Linked DNA regions of Homo sapiens: region 1 is linked to region 2. A link is an interaction called in ENCODE POLR2A ChIA-PET data of the cell type or tissue named here. Cell type or tissue: MCF 10A. All regions are shown on one strand. Each heading gives the region's core, and the rest is flanking DNA. Links, peaks and the distances in the headings are about the cores only.

Region 1 (8,229 bases), core at 1,554-6,553, 60 kb after region 2:
AGCCCTGCAGCTTGGGAGCTTTCCATCCATCTCTCTCTTTTTTTTGCTTGGTGACTCTTGGCGGCTCTCTGCAGGGACATTGGTGCTCTCCAAGAAGGTACTTCTTTAATCAGTGATGCTTTTTGTCTTTTCCTGATGAGGGTCTGTTTTTCTTGGGTGAATAAGTGCTGTCTCATCTGGAACATTTTAGGGAACTGGAATTTGAATTTGTCCCCTTGGCTTTATTTTATTGAAAAAGAACTTGGGTCTTTTGCTTCCGAAATGGTTATTACCAAACCGTATCTGATCACAAGAGTAGTGGAGCAATTTATTAGGAAGGGAGAAAACTAAGCACGTTTCTTTCCATGGTTATTCTGGCTTTCATAGGCTTGCTGCCAGGGTACCCAGCTGGGCTCTGGGCTCTGGGCTCTTTTTCTCCCCAGGTAGGGTCTTCTCCTGGGTCCATTCGGGAAGTCATTGGGAGGGTTTCTCCAGGTTTTTGAATGCCCTTGGATTTTCGGACCCTCGTGGCAGGCTTAGGAGAGAATTTACCTCTTTCGTTGCTGAGCTAAGGAGGGGCCCAGCCTCCACAGGGAGGTGACACGGCATGGCCCCAGCCTGCCCATTCGGGAACTGGACCCACTTCAGGGTCAGAAGAGGACAATTGAGGTCCCATCTGCAAAGTCTTGGGGCCTTGCTGAGGCAGGAGAGCTTGTTGCAGGTCTGACCTTTCACATGGTGCTTGCGGAGAGTGGGCTACCCTCCTCCCACCACCCCAAGAATAGCCTGAGACCAGGGCCTTCCCAGCGGTGGGAATGGGAGGTGGCCTGTCTCTGTCTCTGCGTGGAGAGACACTGCCACTTCTGTTCCCTGGGAAGCCAGCACCATTTTCAGTATTTGTGGGAGGCCTTGGCGAGTGCTCAGGAGATATTTGGGCCCAGAGCCAGCCCCACTCCTCGTGTTGAGTAATACTGATCCATCTCTGGCCTGTGACTTGAGGAGAGGAGCCCCTCACCCGCCCGCCACAGCTCAGGGTGATGATGCGGCACCCTGATGATGATGATGTGGCGGGGACTAGGGAGGCTCTTGCCGGCGTGGTCGTTGCCGCCAGCCTTCACAGCGGCTCCTCTGAGGGTCTTCGTGCACAGGGGCTCTGTCACAGCCCTGGCTCCCACTCTGTCCCCGAGGCATGACTTTGGGCAACTCACTTAGCGTTCAAGCCTCAGTTTCCTCATCTCTAAGATGGGTTGACAACAGAGACTCTCTGGTGGTGCCGTGGGCCACGGGGTGCCCGAACGCAGCCCTCCTGCCTCTGTTTCTGTGCTGCCTCCGCTCACCATCACCTTCATTCAGAGTAGGTGTGCACGCCGTGCAGTGCCCTTCCACACACCTGATCTCAGTTGCTCTCTGCTCAAATGTCAGAGAGGCTTTCCCTGCATTTCCTGTTTGAACAGTGTCCTGGCCTCCATCTTTAGCTTTGACAGTGTTTGCCATGGACTGAGGGTGAGCTCTTGTGTATGTTCATGTCTTTCTATCTGGAGTGGGGGCTCCTTGAGGACAGGAACCTCGTGGGTTCACCACCTCCTCAGAGCTCAGCTGACTGCTTGGAAAACAGCAGGTGCTTGTGGTGTCTGGTGAGTGAGTGGTGGGTCGGGAGCTGGTCCTCTGACCCTTATGAGGTGGGACAAGCTTGTGTTCCTCAAGCCCATCTTACAGATGAGGAAACACAGAGAGATGAGGGGTCCTGCTGAAGGAAGTGGTGTCCGTAGCCAGCCCCACCTTCTGCTCACCTGGAATAAAGACCTGGGGACCCCGGGCGGGTCATGGCCAAGTGGAATGGACTCCTGACATTTGAGGGCTTCCTGCCTGCAGCCCCCAGGCAGCCATGGCTGTCCAAGTCCAGCGGGCCTTTGCTCAGGACGTGGCTGGGATATCTGGCCCTTCCTGCCAGGAGGCTGCTGGGCTCCTGTCTATCTGGGGAGGCCCCGTGCAGGGGTAGGGGGTGGAGGCTTCTTTTCTCTTTCCCTTTCCTCTGCCTTTCCCCTCTCCCTGGAGGAAACGGTAGCAGGATTTCTTTTAAGGGGAGGCCGCTATATTTTACCAGCAGGTGGAAGGTGGCGTTATTCGTGCCCACGAGCTGCACATGGACCCCTGCATGAAGCGTAGTGGGGCACAGAGCAGGCGAGCCATTTCCATCTCACAGCGGGAGGGCCGGCGACACCACACGAAGTGACATGCAGGCCCTCCTCGGAAGCCGGCGCTTAGATCCCTAATTAGTTCACACGTCGACTGAATTTTTCAGGTGAATGAATTTTAATTACAGCTCAGGTTAAAAAAAAAAAAAAAAAGGCACCAGTGATCCAGAGCTCAGGCAGAGGAGCCCTACTGGGCTCTCTTGCTCTTGAGGTTTTCTAGCCCACAACACACCCACGCCACCAAAGGCTCGTTTGGATTCAAGGTGAAACACATGTGCCACGAATCTTAGAGGAGCTCTGAATGTTTGGAAAGGGTGCAACTACGAGAAAAAGTAACGCACCGTCTGCTGCAGATGGCTGGCTCCGAGGAGGAGTTCATGGGAACTTGGGGATGCTCTTGCCCGTAGCTCTAGGAAGCTGGGCCACTTCTGAAGTAATGGCAGCAGCTAGTCTTTATCATAGAATAATGTAATAAAATGTATAGAGAAGTAAAAGTATAAATAAAAGTAAAATCATCATAAAACATAGTAGCTAGGCGCTTCTGAAGCTGTGCGTGCACTGACCTGTTTACCCCCTGACTCACAGCCCTACAGCCTAGGTGCTGGCACCCCCACTTTCATTCAAGGAAATGAACCAGGTTCAGGAATTCACCCAGCATCCCCCAGATGTGGTGGTGGCAGAAGCCACATCTTCCCTGAAAACTTTCTTGCTCAGGGTGCCTGCTCAGATTTAGGAATGATCTTATGTCTGCATTTTCATCCTGGTCAGGCAGAGCCTGGACCCTGAGAGACACTTTTTTTATGTTCCCATCTGGAATATGCACTGCCGGGGTCAGTGGGGTGTCTTGAGGGCCCTCTGGAGGTCAGCTTGGATGTGACACATGCAGCGGGTCCCAGTGGGGCCCATTGAGGTGTGCAGCGTTAGAAAAATGAAGGTGCTCATGGTGACCTCTGGGCATCTCTGAAATAGCCTCACTTTCTCAATAACTGTGCCAGGGGCAGTGTGGGAGGGTTTCAGGGAGTGTTAGACTTGGGTTTCAGCACCAGGTCTTGAAATTGCCTTTCAGAAATAGGTTTTGCAGACCTAGCAGGGAGAGGGGCGTCTTGGAGCTGAGACTCATTCACTCTTGGCTCTCCGGGTGGAGGCTGGGCCTTTTGGGCCTGGATATACCCAGGGCCGTGCGTTTTCCCCGCTTCAGGTTTAAGTGCAGTTTCTTGTTTTTTTCTACCCTTCCCTCGCAGTACACGCTCAGTGGCAATAAAGTGGAAGTTGCCGTCAAACAGATCATCGCTCGAAAAGCCATGGAGCAACGAGGTGCTTTCTCGAACCCCGAGGCCCTGCATCTGTACTGGGACATCCCTGAGCTGAATGGCTTCTGAGTCGGACTGGCTGGCACAGGGAGGATGGAAACCTTGAATGGCCTGGCGCAGGAGTCCCTGGCTTGCAGGCAAGCTGTGCTTAAGGGCTGCCGGTGGGAACTGGCACCTGAAAGAAGGCATTTGAAGAGGGAGGTGGTGGGTGCTCCTGCCTCACCCAGGCTGGGGTGGAGGGAACTGCAGTTTTGGTAACGACTCCTGGGTCCTCTCTGTGCCTGTTGCTAAGGCTTTTGTCCGCTGGGCTGTCTGGTGGCTAAAGGATATGGCTTCTACTGTGTGGTCTGCCGAGCTGTCCTTTTGCAACAGGGCCTGAGACCACTGACTTCAGGGGCTGGAGTCACAGTTGTGTGGGCTTTGGGCTGGGTTCTGCTGAGCCCTTGGGGCCTAGCCATTTCCTGCCAATAATAGCTAACACTGCTGTAGTACATACCATATGCTGGGTGCTGTTCCAGGGCCACGATCCTGAGTATAACCCTAGAAGGTAGGTGTCATCATTATCCCTATTTGGAAGATGGGGAATAAGGCCCAAGTTCAGGGAGCTTGCCCAAGGTCACATGGGCTAGGGCCAGCCCTTTTGGAAAGAGTTCCCAAGAAGGATAGTGAGACTCCCTCTTTTGATATCGTGGGTACTTCCTGAATATCTAGATTGATCAAAAAAATCATACCCCAGTGAAGAAGATCAATTACGTGTACATTTTCCAAGTCACTTTGACATTGTCACAAACTCACATGCTTGAGCCTCTAATTCGATTTTGAGTGAGAATCATTTCATGTGTCATGAAATTTCAAAAGACAACGTTCAATGAATGGTACTTCCCATTATTCCAGCTTGATTGAAATTGTGGGTTTCTAAAAAGATACTATTTATACTTTTAAGACAATGGAGCTTTCAAAAGGTTTCTGACTCTTAAGTCTTCTTATGTGATTTCTAAGGAAGTGGAAATTTTCAAATTTTCATTATGAATGTGTCTTTATGGCTTTCCTTCTTTTCCTTTGTTCTTTCTTTACATATCCTGACTCGACAGTGTTTCTCTCGCCCTTGATGGGAGCTTCAGGTTCTTGCCAAAGTATGTATCACATAATTGCTTTCATGTTCAGACACGGCAAGAGTGGGTTGTAAATGACTGCGACGCCGATGTCACAATTCTGTTAGGCCTGGTTGACCTTGCAAATTGAATTCAGGGAGGGCAGTGCTTCTATCTGGCTGCTAGATTTATTGTTCCCAGTCTGGGGAGAGGCCTGGGGAGGCGTGGTATGGGATTTCTGTGCCTAGGCAGCCACTCCAGCTTGTCCTGTGCTGCCTCCCTCCTTTCCATCTTGGTGTCTTCCTCAGCTCTCGAAACAGAAGGCAGCAGCCCATGATTGATGGGCTCCGGCCCGCTGGGGTGTTATTAACCACTCTGTCAAGGTGACAATGTCATTTTTAATGTTCCATCTTCAGACTTGAGGCTTATTCTTAGGTTGAGAGTTAGCCAACCTTGACAGAGATAGAACCCCTAAAAGTTTAAGACGTGGTTCTTGACCCTGGCTGCTGGGGAGCTTGCAACAATACCGGTTTCCATGAGGGTACCTTCTGGGATGCAGGAAATGTTAGATGTCTTTATCCACGTGGTGGTTACTTGAGTTCATATATGTGTAGCAAAAACTTGGGCTTTGGTGAGGATATGGAGAAACTGAACCCTGGTGCCTTACTGGTGGGAATGTAAATTGGGGCAGCTGCTGTGGAAACACACTGGTGGCTCCTCAAAAAGTTAAACATGTAATTACCCTGTGAGCCAGGAATTGCACTCCTAGGTATATACCCAAAAGAACTGAAAGCAAGGACAGAAGCAGATGCTTGTAAGCTAATGTTTGTAGCAGCGTTATTCACAACCACCAAAAGGTGGAAACAACACAAGCATTTGCTGATGAATGGTTACTGTTCTGTCCCTACAATAGAATGTTATTCAGCCACGAAAAGGAATGAAGTTCTGACACACACTGCAATGTGTATGAACCTTGAACCCATTATCGTGACAGACACTGGTCACAAAATGACAAATACTGTATGATTCCACTTACATGAAATACCCAGAATAGTCACATTCACAGGGACAGAAAGTAGACCAGAGCTTATTCAGGGAAGGGGAGAGAGAAGGAATGGGGAGTGAATATTTAATGGGTACATAGTTTTAGTTTGGAATGATGAAAAGTTTCTAGAAATGGATGGTGGTGACTTTTGCATAACACTGTGAATGTACTTAATGCCACTGAACTGTACACTTAAAAATGGGTGGAGTGGCAAGTTTTACGTTATGTATATTTTACCATAATAAAGATATTTGAGATGTACAGTTAAAATTTTTGCTGTGGACTATAAATGTATGTTTTACCTGAATTGTAAAATCTGATTTCTAGGCCCTACTCCTAAGGATTCTGATTTTTTTTTTTTTTTTTTTTTTTAAGACAGAGTCTGACTCTGTCACTCAGGCTGGAGTGCAGCGGCATAATACCGGCTCACTGCAACCTCTGCCTCCCAGGTTCAAGAGATTCTCGTGCCTCAGCCTCCCGAGTAGCTGGGATTGCAGGTGTGCACCACTTGTCCAGCTAATTTTTGTATTTTTAGTAGAGATGGGGTTTCACCGTGTTGCCCAGGCTTGTCTCGAACTCCTGACTTCAGGTGATGATTTTAATAGTTGGGAGAAAACTCTGGGCATCATTATCTTTAAAAACTTTAAAAACTTACCATGAGGAATTTATAGTTGAGGAAAAGAGGCAAAACTTAGGCATGAAAACCCCTCAAGAATAAGAATTGTGGAATCAAGGCTGGGCCATGTGCTGTATGAAGGCCAATGAGTTGTGAGTGGAAGGGACGTATCATTTTTACGTCACAGGTCTTAATTGCTGATGTAAGAGTCTCCAAAGCTCTCTTTTCCCTTTGGTCATGTTTGACATGGGGGCTGCTCTGTCCCCCTGGTCCTGAGTGATACAGGTTCTGACACTGGGCCTGGAATGATGAGTGGGATTGAAGGAGTATAGGAATTGAATGATCCTATGTAACATAAGTGGGGCAACAGTGTCACGGAAACTCATACATGGGGAAAGCTTTGTGAGTTTCTTGGGCTTTTCCTCATGGTCACAAGATGGCTGCTGCAGCTCCGGCACCACATCCTCAAATACTTAAAGCAATGAGGCAGCCAGTGCAGTGAGAAGTCTCTTTGAAGCCCGTTCTTATTTGACCAGGGGGAAGTTTCTCCCCAGAAAGATTGTCAGCAGCCTTCTCCTCCGACTCATTGGCTAAGAACTGTATCTCATGGCCACCGCTAGCTCTAGAGGAAACTGGGAAGCAAGTATCTGTATTCCTTTCCTTTACTTTCTGTGTTTTGATATAATTTCAAATTAAAGTTTCAAAAATAGCACTAACAATTCTAGATAATCTTCACTCAAACTGCCCAAATGTTGGCATTATGTGACATTTGCTTAATCCTTTTCTCTCTCCTTACGTACACACACATACACACGTACTTATGTGTATTTTTTTTCTAAATGGTTTGAGTCAACTGCACACACAATGTGCCTTTGTCCCTAAATACTCTATTGTGAATTCCTGAAAACAAGGATATTCTCACCAGGCACAGTGCCTCATGCCTGTAATCCCAGCACTTTGGGAGACTGAGGCAGGCAGATCATGAAGTCAGGAGTTCGAGACCAGCTTGACCAACATGTGAAGCCCCGTCTCCACTAAAAATACAAAATTAGCCGGGCATGGTGGCACATGCCTGTAATCCCAGCTTCTCAGGAGGCTGAGACAGGAGAATTGCTTGAACCCGGGAGGCAGAGGTAGCAGTTAGCTGAGATCGCGCCACTGCACTCCAGCCTGGGCGGCAGAGCAGCAAGACTTCGTCTCAAAAAAAAAAAAAAAATTCTTTTTTAGCTATACTTTCTAAGAATCTCTTGGTGTCAGGCTCCCAGAGAACCCCACAGAATATAGACAGTAATGGATGGCATTGTCTACCCTCAGTGAACTTCTTGCCCAACAGGAGGGAAGGAACAAGTATTTCTTGTTCATGTACTACATGTCAAGCCTCGAGTTAGCCACTCACATTCACTCTCTCCTTCAAATTAGCATATCAGCTCTGGGAGGCCAGTGCTGTTACCTGGATAATGATTTAGGGGGCTTTGTTCCTTTCAAACCAGAGGAACCATTCATAGCTTTCTCCAATTCCTGGGTCGGCCTCTCCTCACCTCACTTGAGTATGGTTGTTTTAAAAAAGAATCTGAAATATTTTTTATCAGGTGTTTCAAGGAGCTAATTATGAACTTCACTGTAATTGTTCATTAGTTATATTTTGTTCAGTTACCTTAGCAATTTGCCAAATGGAGCACAAAGCTGGCCTTGCTGCTTTCCCTGGGGCTGCTGGTTTCTTGCCTTTGCTGCCGTCTGTGTCTCTGCTTTTTTTCCTTCTCCTTGAAGTGAATTCTATGGGCCTGAACCCAGTGCTCCACTCCCTTTGTTGTGAGGTGAGTTCCCAGGCAGTGTTCTAGCAGGCTTCTCATCTGTTTCAGTCGCAGAGACCTTGGGACAGTTAGTCTCTGCCAAACCTCCTACAGGCCAGGGCTTGCTGACCACAGGCACGTGCTGCGGTCCGTGATGGCGGGCATGCTCGCACTGCGTCTGGAGGTTGGGCACTGCCTCTTGG
Region 2 (8,229 bases), core at 1,820-6,819:
CCTTCTAATTCTTGCACCTGGTCTTTTACCTTTCTTTCAGTCTAATCTTATCATCATCATCATCGTGTTCTTCATTTTCTTATACTGCTGCTTATATTTCTTGTTTTTATGCTTGTTTCTCAACCTCCTCCTCTTGTTTCCTTTATCCCAAGGAATGGCCTTAACAAACCAAAACCGAGTTAAAAGCTACTCGTCACTGTGTTATATTTTCAAAATAATCAGCCTCTTACTTTGGAGCTGGTGGAGAGAGAGATTGAGAGGGTGCGAGTCACCTCTGGAAGGCTGGGATTTGTTTTTACTGAGAAGAAAATAGGTTCTTTGTTATCACAAGCCTTGTGTGACACCAGCAGCTCCTCCTTGCTCCACTCTCACAAACCACAGCACCCAGACTGGTGAGTCCAAACACACATGCACACACACATATACACACACATTACATTCATGTGCACACATGTTCATGTGCACATATAAATACATGCTCATATACTCAAGATAGACATTCACATGTGTACACACATTGCACACTTGTGTGTGCATATGCATACAAGTACTTGCACACCGATACAGGCACACACACACTCACACACATTAACATTTCCTTTTTAACGTTTTCTGTTTGCCCCTGGTGAAACGAGGGCCAGAAGACACTGTTCCACCATTGTGATGCCGTCAGTAGGCAGACTAGGGGAAATGTGGTCACAGCCATGGTGCCAAGTTTTGAACTCAGCCTCTGAGCTGAGCCTGGATCCATAGACGTTTCCCAATGTTCCTCTGCTGCCTCCACACCCCATCCGCAATACCAGCCCCCCGTGGAGGGTCAGGAGCTGTGTGTGCAAGTGGACATTATTGTAGATGCTTCTGTAATGAGGACGTGCAGGAGAAATAAAGAATTTCTGTGTTAAACACTCTCAGCCTTCCTCTGCCGTTTAGCAAAAATTCCCAGGAGAGTGATGACGGGACAGAAACAGGAGTGAGAAACAGGAAGAATGGACAAGATGATTAGAAGGCTGAACGAAGGAGAGAGCAAGCTAAGATGAGAAAAAGCACTGCAGAAAACATTCTGAAGGAGAGAGGAGGGGCAGATGGGGGAACAAGGAGCAGGTGGAGAGTGAGATTGAGAGGGTGCGAGTCACCGCTAGAAGGCTGGGATTTGTTTTTACTGGGAAGAAAAAATGTTTTCTGTTATCGCAAGCCTTGTGTGACACCAGCAGCTCCTCGCCCCACTCTCACAAACCAGCCCCCAGACTAGTGAGTGCAAACACACACGCACACACTTATATACATACACATGTACACTTATGTGCACACAGATACTAACATGCTCATATACTCAAGATACACATACATTCACATGCACACATAGACATGTACTCACATGCACACTCGTGTGTGCACATACACACTCACATGTACACGCACACCCATACAGGCAGGCGCACACACACACATTAGCATTTCCTGTTTAACATTTTCTGTTTGCCTCGGGTGAAACTGAGTACCAGGAAATACTGCCCCACTGTTGTGATGCAGTCAGTAGGCAAGCTGGGGGGAGTTTGGTTACAGCCATGGTGCCAGGTTTTGAAGAGGTTTATGCTAGTTTGGATTTCTTGGCATGAGCTAGATCTTCCCTGACAGTGGCATCTGGCCCCAGCTCCATGCAGTCCTCACCAAGTCCCATTGCCTGTGCATCCTATGTTTCATCTTCCAAAGCTGGCTTCAGCAGTGGCCTGTGAAGTTGGCTGCAGAACCATGGAAGTGTGGAAATAGAGATCAGAACTTTACATAACTGTATTTTATCTCACTTTTTAAAATTCCCTATTCTTTTGTATATGCTTAATAATGTTTATATTAGTGGAGTCGAGCATTTAAGCGATCATTAAATAAAAATACAATACGGCTGCATGCTCAGAAAGATTTTGCTTCTAGCTACGTTGCCAGGGAAGCCTGGTGGTCATTTTTGTCTGTCTTTTCTTGGACAATCTTTTGGTTCCTTTTCCAGTTCAGTCAAGTGTCAAGAGAGTTCTCATCTCTCTTCCTTCTAACCCCATGATTAAAAATCTTCAGTAGCTTCCCAGTGTTTTTAATACAGTCATGAATACGAGTGTCTTGTCTTTTTTTTTTTTTTTTGAGACAGAGTCTCACTCTGTTGCTCAGGCTGGAGTGCAGTGGCGCGATCTCGGCTCACTGCAAGCTCCACCTCCCAGGTTCATGCCATTCTCTTGCCTCAGCCTCCCGTAGCTGGACTACAGGCACCCGCCACCATGCCTGGCTAATTTTTTGTGTTTTTAGCAGAGATGGGGTTTCACCGTGTTAGCCAGGATGGTCTCAATCTCCTGACCTCGTGATCCACCCGCCTTGACCTCCCAAAGTCCTGGGATTACAGGCGTGAGCCACCGTGCCCGGCTGAGTGCCTTTTCTTAAAATATGTAAGATTTGTCTTGCATCTTTTCAGCCTTATCTCTTTGTACTCCGTCACTAGCACCCTGGGCTTTGAATCTCTGGGATGAGGCTCCATCCTGCAGTCTGTTTTCCCCTTGCTTGGTAAAACAACTTCTTTATCCTCATTGCCCACCTGTTTAACCTTGACTCATTCACTGGGACTCTACTTAAGTAACATATTCTCCGGTAGTTCTTTCCTGATCCCATAGTCTTGCTAACTAGTCCCATAGCATCTTGCATTTTTGGTGACTACAAGAGAGCAGGGATCGTGCCCGGGTTGTCCAAATCCAGTGGTGTGCTGGTAAATGCTTAACAACTGACTCACTGAAAAACACAAAACTTGGCTTGTAGTATTTGCACATTTCTGTGTTGTAGGTAAGGATATCATGGCCAGATTCAAGCTACCAAGCTGATGTCACTGATGAGTTGGGACGAGATGGATGCTAGCACACCATCCTAGGATAATTCTACCATACAGATTGAGTAGATGCACCATGAACATAGATAATAAAATATACTGAAATAATTAGAATATGAGGAGTCTTAAGTATTATTGTTTTAATATAATTTAGTTGGAAGTTTATAGAATGCATTTTAATGATGACTTTATTAAGAATAAACTCTCAGAAGTTCCTGAAAATGTAATAACCTGTTCTCATGCAATGGTATGAGCCAGGACTAGAGATCCCTTGTGTCAAGTACAGACAGGTCACATTTTTTGCATTGATGGCAGACATTGGAATAAGCCAACATGTATATGTGCTGCCATTTCTTGGAATTTACTGTGCCTTTGAATTATCGACTTACTCTGGTAGATCTGGGATGTTTTGCATTATACTAGCGTTTATATGAGAATGTGTATACAAAAGAGAAATATATACAAGTGCAACTAGATACTCAAGGACACTCCAGTAGTGCAACTGATTTACTAAGGCATTAACATTGATCTAGTGAAGTTTAATGACAAGCGATTGGCTCAGATAAATAAATGATAAAACATTAATCTTGCTCTGTTGGGTAGGCAAAGTGGAAGGAACAATGGTAACATTTTATTGCTCAGAATCCCCATTTTGCTTTTCATCTCCTTATTTACCAATCATTAAGAGGTGAATTATCAGAAACACACTTTAGTAGTATTTGCTTGCAGCTAGTTAATTGGTAGTTTTGACTGAATTACTTTAGTTCAACACAAATTCCTAAATGGATTAAACATTTGACTGAAAAGATTCTTTAGAAGAAAATACAGACTATTTCACAAGATTATAATGACATATTGTGTGGAAATGTTTAAAGGGCACTCAACACATTTCTGTTAATCCAAGTAAATGTTCCTAACATGGATATAAGAGTAAATGCCTCCAGGGTTAACAAAAGTTGGTGCAAAATTTAGACGTTTTAATAGCTACGTAGTAGGGGATTTCAAATATTATTTTCTAAAGATTAACTGTTAACATTTAGGTCCTGTAAAGAAAAAGTTTTAAAATGCCCTAGAATATAGTATTTTTTTTTGTAATTAGTGTTTCTAGATGAAACAGACCTTCTAAACTTTATTTCTAAAAATCAAAAGCTATTAGAGCCAGAAAGGTTTTTTTCTTATGGATGAGGAAACTGGAGCCACATGTGAATATGGACAGCCCTGTTCTGTTTGAGTATTGGAATGTGTGGTTTACCATTTGAATGAAGACCTGAGCAAGTAAGAGCTTGTCATTGTTGCAGATGGTGCTCAGGCCTGCACTCGACTCTGTGCTGCCCCATCATCCTGGATGACTCTCTCCTTTGTTATATTTGCAGGGAAAGCTAAGGAGGCAGCATATTAGAAATCCATAGTAATGTAGATAAATTTTGTAAATTTAAATAAGATTGGTCACCATTCCTATGTAATTCAGAGCAAAAGAAGGGATTTTTTTTCTAGTTTTTCGCATCTTGCTTGCCATTATGAATGTGGCATTCAGCTTTGAATCGTTTCCAGTGACGTGATTTTCAATATTGTTGTGTGTGACATTTTGACAATTAAAATGCCTAATGCAAATGCTGCAATGCTTTTTCTTCTTTTCATTCCCCCTTTCCTCAGTGGGGCTGTGTTTGTTGGCTAGGAAGCCACAAACGGGTTGCATTCTTGTTGCTTGGTTGTCAGACTGGTGGAGTTATTGATAGTTTTCATCTTTAGAGTTGTAAACGTGCTACTTAAATATTAGAGCCATTTTATCAATATTAAAGTACTTCATCTGCCCAATTAAAAAGCAGCCAAGCATTTGTTTGATTTTCTATAACTAGTTGAAGATTTTTGTCTTCAAGCCAGAAACTTCTGCCTGCAAAAACACGAACCCAGTGAGAAGAAGTGAGAAGTAAATTAATGTAAAAGTTAAACTGAAGACAGTGATACTGCATTGTGAAACCTATTTGTCTGAGGACAATCAGTTGCTGGTTGAAGATCGGACAAGAGAAGTCACCCTCTGAGCTATACTTGATCAGAGTCACCACCAGGGGTGACTGCACTAGGCCAGGAGAGTAGAGAGTAGGTTAGCGTCTCACTTCCCCGTGGGTCTTGAGCATCCTGTAAACTTTTGAGCTGCTGTGCCTTTTACAACAATAATAGCCCTGTCCTCAGGCTGCAGCCCAGAAATGCGTAGAATCCCTGCATTGGTTGAGGCATCTATGGATCCAGAGAAGTGGCTGGGATCTTGCGGCCCTGCTGCTTGCTAGAGTCTGAGTAATATCTGGGGAGGAACCCGAGAGGACTCCCTGGCCTCTGTTGGACAATCTGATGAGATGGAGGATGAAGAAGGCTGAGCCTTGTGTCCTACAAAGATCCTGAGAGCCAGAATCACAGGTGGGTCAGCTCAGTGGGAAGGAGAAGGGATTCTGGAAGCCAGTCCTTCATGGGATGCTCTCCAATAACAGAAATATTCATGTGAGCCACTAGACGAACTGTAAGAAAACCCTCTTTGAAAACTCCTAAAAGAGTTCGTCTTTTTTTTTTTTTTTTTTTGAGATGGAGTCTCGCTCTGTCGCCCAGGCTGGAGTGCAGTGGTGTGATCTAGGCTCACTGCAAGCTCCGCCTCCTGGGTTCACACCATTCTCCTGCCTCAGCCTCCCGAGTAGCTGGGACTACAGGCACCCACCACCACACCCGGCTAATTTTTTTGTATTTTTAGTAGAGACGGGGTTTCACTGTGTTAGCCAGGATGGTCTCGATCTCCTGACCTAGTGATCCTCCCGCCTCGGCCTCCCAAAGTGCTGGGATTACAGGTGTGAGCCACCGCGCCCATCCTGTGTCTTTTTTTTTAATGAGACAGAGGGTCTTGCTGTGTGGCAGAGGCTGGTTTCAAACTCTTGTCCTCAAGGAATCCTCTGGCCTTCAGCCACCCAGGGTTGGGATTATAGGCCTGAGCCATCATGTGTGACCCCTAAGAACTTATGTTTTTGGAAATTCCTCTCAACTCTGCACAAATCAAGTTGTAATTTTGGCAATGGTTTGAGATTTTAAATCTGTTTCTGAGTATTTGCAGGGTTTTGAATGGAAATTTAAAAGATGGGTCATGGAATATTAACAGTGCATTTTAAACAGATCCCCAGGAGTAATTACTTTTTAATTTTTATTTTTATTTCAATAGTTTTTGGGTAAGCTGGTTTCAGTTACATGGATGTGTTCTGAGATTCTACTGGACCCATCACCTTAGCAGTATACACTGTACCTATTATGTAGTTTTTTATCCCTCATCCCCCTCCCATCCTTTCCGAGTCCCCAAAGTCAATTATATCATTCTTAGGCCTTTTTATCCGCATAGCTTAGCCCTCACTTTTTTTTTTTTTTTGAGATGGAGTCTCGCTCTGTCTTCCAGGCTGGCGTGCAGTGGTGCGATCTCCGCTCACTGCAAGCTCCGCCTCCTGGGTTCACACCATTCCCCTGTCTCAGCCTCCCGAGTAGCTGGGACTGCAGGCACCTGCCACCACACCTGGCTAATTTTTTATTTTTAGTAGAGACAGGGTTTCACCATGTTAGCCAGGATGGTCTCAATCTCCTGACCTCGTGATCCGCCCACCTCGGCCTCCCAAAGTGCTGGGATTACAGGCGTGAGCGACTGCGCCCGGCCAGCTCTCACTTTTAAGTGAGAACATATGATACTTGGTTTTTCATTCCCAATCCTAAATTACTTCACTTAGAATAATGGCCTCCAGCTCCCTCCAAGTTGCTGTAAAAGGCATTTGTTCCTTTTTGTGGCTGAGTGGTATTCCGTGGTGTATATATACCACGTTTTCTTTGTCTGCTCGTTGGTTGATGGGCACTTAAGTTGGTTCCATGCCTTTGCAGCTGTGAATTGTGCAAACATGCATGTGCATGTGCCTTTTTCACAGGATGACTTCTGTTCCTTTGTGTAGATACCCAGTAGTGGGGCTGCTGGACTGAATGGGAGTTCTACTTTTATTTCTTTAAGGACTCTTCATACTGTTTTCCACAGTGGTTATGCTCACTTACATTCCCCACTAGGAGAGTAAGAGTGTTTCCTTTTCACCACATTCATACCAACATCTGCCGTTTTTTGACTTTTTAATTATGGCCATTTTTGCAAGAGGAAGGTGGTGTCTCATTGTGATTTTGATTTGTATTTGTTTGATGATTAGTGATGCTGAACATTTTTTCACGTGTGTCTGCTTGTGTATCTTTTGAGAAGTGTCCATTTATATCTTTTGCCCACTTTTTAACAGGGTTATTTATATTTTGCATGTTGATTTAAGTTCCTTACAGATGTGGATATTAGACCTTTGTCAGATGCATAGTTGGGGAATATTTTCTCTCATTTCATAGGTTGTATATTTACTCTGTTAATAATGTCTTTCGCTGTGAAGAAGCTCTGTCATTCAATTAGGTCCCACTTGTCAACTTTTGTTGGTGTTGCAATTGCTTTTGATGACCTCGTCATAGATTTTTTCCCAAGGCTGATGTCCCAAATGGTATTTCCTAGGTTTTATTCTAGAGTTTTTATGGTTTGAGGTCTTACACTTAAATCTCTGATCCAGTGGCTAGACCAGCCATCTTCAAGAGACTCATCTCACGTGTAACAACATCCACAGGCTCAAAGTAAAGGGATGGAGAAATATCTACTGTGCAAAAGTCACTATTCTTTTTTTTGAGACGGGCTCTGTCACCGAGGCTGGAGTGCAGTGGTGTGATTATGGCTCGCTGCACTCAACTTCCCAGTCTCAAGTGATCCTCCCACCTCAGCCTCCTTGTGTCCTGAGTAGCTGAGACTACAGGCATGCACCATCACACTTGGCTAATTTTTGTATTTTGTGGTAGAGATGGGGTTTTGCCACGTTGCCCAGGCTGATCTCCAACTCCTGTGCTCAAACAATCCACTTGCTTCAGCCTTCCGAAGTGCTGGGATTACAAGCATGAGCCACTGTGTCCAGCCCAGGCATTGCTATTCTTATATCAGATAAAACAAACTTTAAAGCAATAAAAATTAAGTAGGAGAATGAAGGCCATTACATAACGATATTTTTATTTTTTTGAGATGGAGTCTTGCTCTGTCGCCAGGCTGGAGTGCAGTGGCACAATCCCGGCTCACTGCAACCTCTGCCTCCCGGGTTCAAGCGATTCTCCTGCCTCAGCCTCCCGAGTAGCTGGGATTACAGGCGTGCGCCACTATGCCCAGCTAATTTTTGTAATTTTAAAAGAGACGGGATTTCACCATGTTGGCCAGGATGGTCTTGATCTCTTGACCTTGTGATCCGCCCGCCTCGGCCTCCCAAAATGCTGGGATTATAGGCGTGAGCCACCGCGCCCAG

The links. Peaks named below come from ENCODE experiments on the same cell type or tissue, not always from the same donor. Only the 100,000 strongest peaks of a DNase experiment are listed, where the experiment ranks them.
Region 1: POLR2A ChIA-PET joins it to region 2 with 9 read pairs; 3 of 35 experiments call an interaction of 5 or more read pairs at or near these places.

The regions. Positions count from the first base shown.
Region 1 is chr5:178,762,522-178,770,750 of GRCh38, reverse strand. It overlaps the pseudogene AACSP1. Among named protein-coding and RNA genes, the nearest start is that of ZNF354A, 36 kb to the right of the region's middle. In MCF 10A, for the core only: no CTCF peak of the experiment used is centred there; no DNase peak of the experiment used is centred there.
Region 2 is chr5:178,822,347-178,830,575 of GRCh38, reverse strand. No RefSeq gene overlaps it. Among named protein-coding and RNA genes, the nearest start is that of ZNF354B, 33 kb to the left of the region's middle. In MCF 10A, for the core only: no CTCF peak of the experiment used is centred there; a DNase peak (open chromatin) is centred at 4,155.